2 separate regions of the Mus musculus genome follow, and region 2 is linked to region 1. Evidence: chromatin loops called from intact Hi-C (ENCODE). Cell type or tissue: left cerebral cortex. All regions are shown on one strand. Links, peaks and the distances in the headings refer to the core of each region. The heading gives the core; the rest is flanking DNA.

Region 1 (5,371 bases), core at 244-5,243:
CTTGGGAGGCAGAGGCAGGCGGATTTCTGAGCTCAAGGCCAGCCTGGTCTACAAAGTGAGCTCCAGGACAGCCAGGGCTATACAGAGAAACCCTGCCTCGAAAAACCAAAAAAAAAAAAAAAAAAAGAATTCTAGTAAATCGCTGTATCTAGGGTAAACTTTAGAATGAAATGGTTGTCTTTCAGTGTACCAAGAATAGACATCAAAATGAATTGTTCTCTAGAAGTACTTTGACCTTGAAGACGTCATCGCAGAAGACGTAGATCATTTTCTATTGTCTATGAAGTTGTTTTCTGAAGGAGCTTTAGGGCCTTGGCATGACTTGGTACAAGACAGTCCTGATACATATGCGATGTCTTGCATTATTGAGTACAGCAAACAGTCCACAAGAGGGACCAAAGTTTCAGGGGTGTGATGTTTCCTTTGATGAGGAGTTTTGGTTTGAGAAACTTTTTAACCCCCCCCCCCAAAAAAAACAACTTTTGTGAAGAAAAAAAAAGACTACCTCCACCTAAATCTTCACATATTATTTAACTATGCAACCTAATTCTTATTTTATTTTAAAAGTTTTTCTGCTGCCCAGAAGTACCTGTCCTAAAGGAGACACAACCTAAAGTAAACGCTAAATAAAAAGAAAGAGCCTGACGTTCAGTTCATTGAGGCTGGACCTCCTTGCTGCCTTGGAGCCCGATTACATTCTAAGGTGACCCTCATTGTTTGATTATCCTGCACAACTCAGAACACTGGCACAGCCTGCTTGTCTGGGTCACTGGTCTCTGCCTTGGCCTCCCCTCCTTCACGACAATTTGCATATAACAACCTGCAGATCCAGCCCAGTTACCTTTTTGACAGGTCCGTGAATGATGCTTGGGAGGCCCCGTGGCTCCTTTCCAGAATGCTCTCAAGTATCCCAGGAACACTCCTTTCCTCTGGCCCAAAGAGTTCTTTCTGATCACTGAACCCAGCAAGCAGCCCTCAAGACTCCCCTAACTCTCCTGGCTGAGCACTGCCCCTTGAACTATCCTCCTCAGCCTTTGTTTCTCCCCTTCCTCTCGCCCGGATTAGGTTCACACCAGTCTCTCCTCACTTCTCCTCACGCCCTGCCCAGCAAGCCCTAGAATCATCAGGCTCAGAGGTGCCTCCAGGCTTGACCTCCTAACGACCCACTTAGGATCCTTGCAGGGCACCTTTCAAGTGCTCCCCAAATCTGTCCCTTCTGCCTGGCTTATCTGTCTCCTGAGAGTGCCCACCACCTTCTACCCCCGCATTTATGCAGAATGGCGTGTAAATACACTCTCTGTTCTCAGTCATCTAATCCTGTGAGGGGGTTGCTATTGTAAGGAGTAGCTTACAGACACACGCAGAAACAGAAAAGGGGGATACCACATCAGTAGTAGCCCTGAGATCATGGAGGGAACCTGGTTGATAGATATATCAGTAGTCTTTAGCTGACGGAGCGAACAGGGCTTATGCTAATTAAGTAAGTATCTGGGATGATGGGGGAAAGAATTGTGTACAGACTGGCGGCAAACCCCCGAGGTAATAACAGGCGTGGTGGTGCACGCCTTTAATCCCAACACTCAAGAGGAAGTGGCAGTTGAATTTCTGCAAGTTCCAGGCTAGCCTGATCTACAAAACAAATTTCAGGGGTGCCTCCGGGTGGCCAACTCTCCTAAAGGGCAGAAGAGGCGTCACCAGAACATATTTAACAGGGGCAAGAGAAGGCAGATGATCTGTTACCACCAAATGAACAAAGCGGCCTGGCAAGAGACCAGACTAGGAGATCCTGGCCAGAACGCGAGTTGACAATCATAAAAGCGAGTGCCAAATCTCTAGAAAGACCTTCAGCTCTCCCGTGGCACCATGGCCCCAAGCCCGTAGGAACCGGAGGAAGAGGAACACTAACCTGAGTGGAACGAGCTGAGTACTCTGCCTGCCACGCGGAAGCCTGGAGCGGAAAAATGCCCTGGGACTACAATTCCCATAAGGCCTTGAACTGCTTTGCCTACGACTTCCAGAATGCAACAGCTCCAGACGCGGGCCTGTAACTCTACAGCAGCTTGGACTCCAATTCCCAGAAACACTTGAGAGTACAGCTTTCCTTCTGCCAAATGCCTCCCCACGGGCCGACTCTGTAGGGCGCACACCAGGGCCTGGGAACCGAGCCCAGAATCCTGATGTTGTCCGGCAACGCGAGGTCACCAGAAGGGAAGTTGAAATCAGAAGTGGTTGAAATCAGAATGGCTGCAGTATAATTTCCTAGTTTTGTGGACTATCATATACTTCTGCTACTTGCTTGCTTCTCAGTCTCTGTTACTGTTTCCCCCTCCCTCTTCTCTGTGTCTCTCTCCCTTGCTCTCTCTTTCTTTGATTCTCTCCCCAGGATCTTACCATGTAGCCTAGGCTGTCCTGGAGGAACTAGCCATATAGACCAGGCTGGCCTTGAACTCAGAGACCCACCTGCATCTGCCTCCAGAGTGCTAAGATAAAAGGTGTATGCAATCTTGCCCCTTTCTGTCTTCCTTCCTTCCTTCCTTCCTTCCTTCCTTCCTTCCTTCCTTCCTTCCTTCCTTCCTTTCTCACAAAGGTGGAAGGAGTCCAGATGACACACAGCTATGTAAGCTATTGTAATACACATCAGTAAATTGTCGTCTTGTACTGTTTAAGGTCACCGGGAACCTGGCGTCCCAGCCCGACTTTAGACCCAAGCATTTTGTCTTAAAGCGTTCTCCAAGACCGCTTCCTCAGTCACCAGCCGGCTTCCTGGTCCTGTGAGAAAGTGAAAGAGAACAGCCAAATAAAGTGGAAACGCTACTTCCTTAAGAACAGGAGAGTAAGTTCTTAGAAGAAAAATAGTGTATCCTTGAACACAGATAGGATGGGACCCATTCCCAGAGACCTCTGCTACTTCTCATCCCATAGGACATCTGTGGTGGGAATGGTTAGTTGGGAGTCTGTCTTCCTGGGATCCTCTTCTTCAGCCTCCTGCAGACTGTGTGTGGTTCCCAGCTTCCCCAGTCTGTTTCTACTGGATGTTTGTTTCATGTCTGACCTGGTGCCCCATTATCTTTCTGCAGTTTGCTGTTTATGCACTTGAAATGAAAAGCATTCCTACTGTGGATCATTCTCCAGTTTCAGACAGCTTTCTACCGACGAACCACACTCCAGCCCCTCACTAGGGGATTCTAGGTAGGGACTCGATTATTGAGCCACTTACTACCCAGGAACTTACTGGGAAATTCTAGGCAGGGGTTTTAACACTGTGCCACACCCTAGCCTCTCATTAGGGGATTCTAAGTGGATGCTCTATTACTAAGCTAGGTATATTCCCAGCACCTCATTGGAGAAACTCTAGGCAGAGGTTTTAATAGTGAGCCATGCCCCAACTCCTCAGTATTGGTATTAGGTAAGCACTCTAATACTGAGCTATAGCCCCAGAATGCACCACTTCTATGCTTTTTAAATTTAAACAGGGTCTCGCCATGTGGCCAGTGCAGTCCTCAAACTTATAATCCTTTGCCTCGGTCCTCCAAGTAGCTGGAATTACGGCCCTGAGCTACCAGCCTGGGTTCAGCTCCGTGGTTCTCAACCTTCTTAATTTTGCAACTCTTTCACACAGTTCCTCATGTTGTGGTGACCCCAGTCATAAAATTATTTTTGTTGCAACCTCATAATTGTAATTTTGCTGCTCTTATGACTCATAATGTGTGTATCTGTGTTTTCCAATGGTCTTAAGCAACTCCTGTGACCCCAAAAGGGTCACAGCCTACAGCATGAGAACTGCTGACCTAGGCTATGGGAATAGTGCTTCAGCACCACAGATAGAGCGAGCTTAGATAGATAGAGCGAGCTTAGATAGAGCAAGCTTAGAGCGAGCCCACTTGTCTGGCCTGTCTACTCTGTCCTGTGGTCCTTATGTGCCAAGCCCCTCTTCATCAGCATCCCAGACAAATTGATTCCAGCTAAGTAAGGGAAGAAGGAGAAAGACTTCACCACACTGCAGAGAATCAAGGACCAACGCAGACATCTGGTTGGTCCCCTCCACAGCCCTAAAGAAATGTGTGACCAAGTCCTGGGCAGGCAGTTTTCTGGGGTCGGTGTTGTTGTGTAAAATGGAGAAACTTCCAGGTCTGGGGCTCAGGGGGGAGCACACTAAGAGGTCCAGAGGACTAGGGATTCCTAGGAGAGCTCATGAGTTGGCGAACTTAAGTCTCAGTTGTTCTGAGTTCTTGAGTGAGGAGAGAAAGAAAGGAGTCCAGGCCCCACCTTTCTGGTTGAGTTTATGGCTTCGTGTCCTAATTTGCTTCCCTGCTGCTGTGATAAAACACTGACCGGAACTAATTTGCATTTATTTTAGCTTAGAGAGCACAGTCCATCGTTAAGGGAAGCCATGGGAGGAGCTCAAGTCAGGAGCTTGAAGCAGAAACCTTGGAGGAACTCTACTTACTTACTTCCTGGCTCACATTTAACTGCTTTCATAATACTAGGAGGACCACCTTCCCAGGAGTGGTGCCATGGGAGGTCCACCTTCCCAGGAGTGGTGCCATGGGAGGTCCACCTTCCCAGGAGTGGTGCCATCTACAGTGTGCTGGGTCCTCCCATATCAGTCAGCAATCAATAAGATCTCACATAGGCCAATGGGATTGAGGCAATTTCTCAATTGAGGCAATTTCCTTCTTTTTACGTTGTCTTAGGGTTTCTGTCACCTTTCCCCAGTGACACATTTACTCCGACAAGACCACACCTCCCAGTAGTGCCAGTCCCTATGAGCCTATGAGGCCGTTTTCATTCACAGGGCCACAGAGGTCTTACCTTTCTGTATTAGTCACGGTCCCCGTGGGCTGCGGCTTTGCTCATCTTTTGCTAAGCATCAGAGCTTATTTGTGTCTTAAGAGATGTGAATCAACAAGGCCACACTGGCTTCACTGCACCCTCAGTTTTGTTCTGGGCTCTTTCAGGACGTGACACTTGAGAGGGCAACCTTTGCTGGGGCGGGATGGCTGACCTCAAGCACTCACCCACACAGGCCACTCTCCATAAGAGAGCCAAGAATTCCTCAGGTTTCTAGAAGCCCCATAAATCTATGAGTTGAGGATTGAGGTTGAGCTATTGGGGCCTCAGAGCCTTTTAAAAGGCACACATTTTAAAAACCCAGGCATGGTAGCATGCACTTGTAATTCCAGACTCACCGGTAGGGGGTGGGAAGAGACAGACAGACAGAGGACTCCCCCGCCCCTGATTTACTGGTTAGCCAGTTAACTTACTGTTAAAGCTTATGTCTACCCGAGAAGCCCCAGATTAGTGAGGTTGTCCTCTGACCTCCACATGCATGCAAACATGAGGTGACTCTTCCTACATGAATGTACCCTTC
Region 2 (5,371 bases), core at 81-5,080, 64 kb after region 1:
CTGTAGACCAGGCTGGCCTTGAACTCAAAGATCCGCCTGCCTCTGCCTCCCAAGTGCTGGGACTAAAGGCGTGCGCCACCACTGCCCGGCTCAATTCTTACTTTTACAAAGATCCAGGAAACAAACAAAAGACCATGATTTTGAACTAATGGTTAGGAAGAATTCAGAGGAGATTCCCTCACCTTTTAACTGTAAGAAGAGAAGATAGTAAGCAACAAAGGAAGATACATGTTGCTTAGCATTTGCCTGGCAGTAAAGAAAATATACATAAAAGAATACTCTTTCTGAGCTGGGCCTTTAGTCCCAGCACTTGGTAGACAGAGGCACGCCTGGTCTACAGAGTGAGTTCCAGGACAGCCAGGGCTACACGGAGAAACCCTGCCTCGAAAAACCAAAAAAAACCTCTTTCTGTTTAATGATGTTCTAATCTACTACGAGCATCTCATTTATAGTTTAAGCTGCTGTTTTCTATGGAGAGTTAACAACAGCTGCTCCTTCCTTTGTCCTGTCCAACGTGTGTGTGTGTGTGTGTGTGTGTGTGTGTGTGTGTGTGTGTGTGTGTGTGTTTGTAAAAATGTCCCATTTTAGCAGATGCTGAGTCTATGTTTGCTATTTTACAAGTCTGAATAAAGGTGATTCCAGCACTCACACCAGTGGCTCACAACCACCTGCAATTAAGCTCCAGGAAGACCTGAAGCGTTGAGCCACAACATGCACCCACATTCGCCAAACAGGCACATACATCACATGAGGAAGAGTTGAAAACAAAAACTAACAGCATGTGTTCTCGAAAGGCACCCAGGGAAAGCCAGTACATTAAGGTTCGGTTACTTAGAGCCACACTATACATCCCTAAAGACGACTTGAATCAGCTTAGCACCAGCTACAGACAGATAAAATAGACCACTGCTAGTGTCTGCTGCCCATCTCCCATTCCACCGCACACACCCAAAAACAACCCCTTAAATATTCAGAGTAGAAGATGACTAACAGCCAAGTTCGCCCAACAGCAATCTGCATACTTGACAAAGGTCATACATCTACCAGCTTTAAAATAAACAGGGAAATAAAATGTAGAGGTGAAACCACAGGGGGTTTTGCTGAGAAAACAGAAGAAGGAACTCGGAAGGATAGGATCCCATATAACTGTGTCCCCTGACTACTCGGCCAATTAAGCAAAAGACAAAAAACAAACAAACAAACAAACAAAAACAAACACAACAACAACAAAAACCTTTAAATTTCTGGGAACTCCCAAGCTACACCACACATTCAGGAAGCAGAAGCAGGAGGATGGCTGCCAAGTTTGAGACCAGCTTGGGCTACTTAAGTAAACCTCTTTAGTCTAGACTTCTGCTTGAGAAAGTTCAAACTAGCCACAGAAGAAGAAGTAACCCCAGTCAGTCATGGAGATTCAAGAGATCAAGAATTGCCTGTCAAGAAGTTTACATAACAAAGCTGTCTGGCAGGGTGTGGCGTCTCCTCCCGATTACCATAGGAGGTAGTACGGGCTGGATCCTAGAAAGAGGAGGCTAGGGTGCTAGGTACTGCCCAAGGAGGCTAATTTGAACTGCCCCCTCCTCTCTGCTTTTCACCATGACTAGCTTAGTCTTTTCAATAGGAGTACTAGACCATGGCCAACCTGTCGGGGCTGCAGAAGACCAATCACTTTCCCTAAAACTTATTTACAGCACCACCCTGCTCAACTGCCCATCACACATCCTTGCCATGTTCATAGGGGTCCCATGGCCATCACGGACTCACCCACATACCTTCAAGGACTCCAATATTCATTCTGGTAATTAGAAAGCTCCAAATGTTTTTTCTTTCTCAGCACCAGCTCCCCTTTGGGAAATATTAGGGAAATGGCCCAAAGATCGGGTCCCCAGCACCTGAACAAAGGCTCCTCTCCCAGTTCTGCGGGCTCGAGCCCACAGCTACGAGCTGTGAAGATCGTTCCATCCCTTCTATCAATTCTGACACTGCTTAGGCTTGGACAGACCAAGGATGCTGAAGCCCCAGTGTAAGTCAAAACCACGAATACACTCATTTTCCATCTTTACTCACTTTTTCGCCTCTCACATGCCAGTGTCTGATCCGGACTCCAGCCAGTCATGGTCTAAAGCAAACACTCCCAGTTATGCAAGCAGCACGGTCGCCCTCACAGACTCACCAGTCCCAGGTTCACAGTAGCCGGCTCCAACGCCACCCTCGACCCTGCTCTCCCGACCCCCACAGGACGCCCACCCCAGCTACGCACCGGCACCCCCCTACAGCTGCCTCAGTCATCACTCAACACAAACCAGCGCTCAGCAGCCAGCATCCTTCCTGCGCAGCCACTTCAGAGAGCTCTGCACGCGGCACGCCGGGTGGACGCTGAGGATTCCCCAGTGTTCAGAATCCAAACTCCCGCGGCGTCCTGGTAACGATAACAACTAACCACGTGACGATCTAAGCGGAAATGGACGCTCTAGGACACACCTACTTAAAATGAACTTCACCTCAGCCACTTTTCTGGCGGAAATCGGTATTGCCCATATACCCTATCGCTTGCAAGCACTAAAGTTGTGTTGCGCATGCCTACCATCACGTGCGAAGATACTCTTTGCCAATAATTATAACGGTGTACACTCTGCCACTACCACCACCCACGCGCCACTCCCATATTGTTATGGCTATGTCCATATTTCAATTATGCGAAAGTCATCATCAGAGTACTTCATTTCCGTACATCCATGGATCATGTGGAATGTCACAGACTAAAAGTCTGAGGCTCCTTAGTCACGAATTTAAGAGACATTTATATTGCATATTCCTAAAAAAATTTCTCCATGTTTTCACACGGACTTAAGACTTTTCTTCTAGTTTTCTAAAACTTGAAAACTAGGAAGAGTTATTGGGAAATGGGAAGTGAAGCCATATGGAACATTAAAGATCTGAAATGAGCCTTCTTGCGAACCAAAAATGAATGTTAGCCCCACCTACCCAGGGACCGGTAACTTCTTGGAATATTGGGAATTGTAGTTCTTTTTGTTGTTGTTTTGGTTTTTTTTTTTTTTTTTTCCCAAGACAGGGTTTCTCTGTGTATCCCTGGCTGTCCTGAAACTCTCTCTGTAGACTAGGCTGGCCTCGAACTCAGAAATCCGCCTGTTCTGGGATTAAAGACCTGCGCCATCACACTGGACTTGGGAATTGTAGTTCTTGGAAAATATCAACCTTCTCATGGCAAAGTACATGGCCTATAGGTTTGTTCTTATAAACGCCTGCAACACGTGGCTGGAGACTGGGAAATTTCAGGGAATGTTTCTGACCTAAGTCCATTTTTGTGTCAGTATTTAATATTTAATGAAGCTTGCTTTAAATTTGGCCCAAAAGCTGGAATTGGTTTTTCTCTGACGAATCTCAGGATTAACACATCCTTGGAACATGTCATGCTTCCCTGAGGAAAAGTATCTATTCTCACTTACAGGTAGAATTTAAAAACGAAATAAAACAGAAATAAACAAACAACAATAACAGCAGCTACAACGGCCAGTGCATAATAGAAACAGTGTTGAACTGGCTGGCGAGGAGGAAAACAAGGATAGGGAGAGGCCAAGCAGCAGCATGTGGGGACGACATGCAGGGACAATTTACAGAGTGAATGACTTGGCCTGATTCAAGGGTCTGAAAGAGATCAGAAAGCCCTGCAAAGTCAAGGATCATATTACCACTCACCCAACATTTGCCCACTATGAGCTGAAAGCCCTATGTGAAGGTCACCATATAGACACTGCCAAACAGACAAAGCCCAGGAACGTCCAACTCTTCCTCCCACTTGTAAACTCTGGCAACAGAAAAGTATTAAGTAAGGTCCCGTTAGTAAAATGAGGATGCAGGTGTGGGTCACTGGCATTGGGAACTGATGGAGAATGGGGCTCATCAAGTCCTCAGCCCCTACCTGGCAGGTCATAAGTATGACTAAGAATCAGCTAGCTATCGCCCGATTTTCCAAACACTCTTTTCAGCTGTATGCCAGAGGCATTACTATATCTGCTGTTTTATGAGTTGTGGCAAATGAGGCTTTGTTCCCATAGTTTGGCTCAGGGCTACCAAGTGGAAAAGCAGGGAGGGGGTAAGGTCAATCTACTGCTGCCTAATGAAAAACGACAACCACCCCTTCTGTTTAATGTGCCTTCCATCTCGTGAGCCTCCAGAAATATTTTCATTTCCTAGTGTCTTCTGTAGAGTGAGGGGGCTATGGCTAGTTCAGGCTGCTTACACTTTTAGACCCAGTGCACCTTACCTCTTCTGACGCATCACTTCCTTTTCCTCCTGGATTAGAAGAGCTACAGACAAGCACGGGCACCAGGACCTTTATTCTGTGAGCCTACCCTTCCTTCTGTTGTTGTTTTGTCATAGTGACGTTCGTTCTACATCACAAACTGACCAAAACTCACTGTGTACCTCATCAAGGCCTTGAAGTCAGCTACTCTCCTGCAGAGGCATACCAAGTATGGGGATTAAGGAAATGTGTGACCCTAACTGGCTTTTTAATTCAAGAGTCCTTGTTTTGTCCTCCCTGAGTCCTGAGCACACCTTTGACTACAGGCTGCTGCAACCCACCTCCAGGCCCCTTCTCATCCATGGGAACAGTGTCAGCCATACCCTCTCATTCCCTCTTGGGATGACTCTTAGAAAACCTCCAGCCACTCAACCTGGCTGGCACTGGACCCGAAGGGCCCCAAACTTAATTGCTTTTGCAATCATATTTGCACTTAATATCCCTTAGATAGGCAACCCAAATGGCCACCTAACATCCTAGAAACCAATGTTATTTGGGACTTATAGAATTACTGTGAGTGATCAAGGAAATGGAAAGCGATTCCCACCCCCTACATTCCAGCTTCCTCTTATCTCTTCTCCAAGCCCTTTTTCTGTTCTTCCTGTTTCCCCACCTAGTTCCTCTAACTATGAAGTCAAAATCCCATCAGATTCAGCAAAGGAGCCCCCCATTACTGGCCTTGACCTTCAGCTTCTTTTTCCCACCCCCCCCCCTTCTCCCTCTCCAGCTACAGGCTGCCCTGGTCATCCCTGTCTGGCACCCACTTTTAGCCTACTGTCAGTCTTGCAGTATGGGAACATCAGACCCAGATCGTCCACTTACTGGTCTCACAGGACTTGCCATGGATGACTGAGGCCTGGGATCCCTCAGGCCTGATTCCTGCCATCTCCAACATGAAGCCCTAGGTACCAAGGCAAACCATCTCCTTCCTTTTGTACACAGGAGTCTCTTACTTGGTCTGGATGAAGTTTTGGGGACCCACCTCCTTTCTTCACTCCTCTATTGATGGGGTAGGGGGATAGCATTACCTTCTTCACCAAACCCCAC

What was found. Hi-C counts contacts between places; a loop is a spot of excess contacts. Peaks named below come from ENCODE experiments on the same cell type or tissue, not always from the same donor. Only the 100,000 strongest peaks of a DNase experiment are listed, where the experiment ranks them.
Region 2: a loop joins it to region 1, with 2.9 times the contacts of the local background. A loop is called at or near these places in 2 of 42 quality-filtered maps.

The regions. Positions count from the first base shown.
Region 1 is chr7:43,668,611-43,673,981 of GRCm38, reverse strand. It overlaps Ctu1 (cytosolic thiouridylase subunit 1), which reads right to left and starts at 1,951. Exons shown (of 3, transcript NM_145582.1): 1 at 1,907-1,951. It also overlaps a transcript of Siglece not described here. In left cerebral cortex, for the core only: a CTCF peak has its summit at 5,167; DNase peaks (open chromatin) are centred at 1,334, 2,042 and 2,734; H3K4me3 peaks cover 1,647 bases; H3K27ac peaks cover 647 bases.
Region 2 is chr7:43,604,207-43,609,577 of GRCm38, reverse strand. It overlaps Zfp819 (zinc finger protein 819), which reads right to left and starts at 2,409. Exons shown (of 5, transcript NM_028913.3): 1 at 2,304-2,409. In left cerebral cortex, for the core only: a CTCF peak has its summit at 2,508; a DNase peak (open chromatin) is centred at 2,448; H3K4me3 peaks cover 744 bases.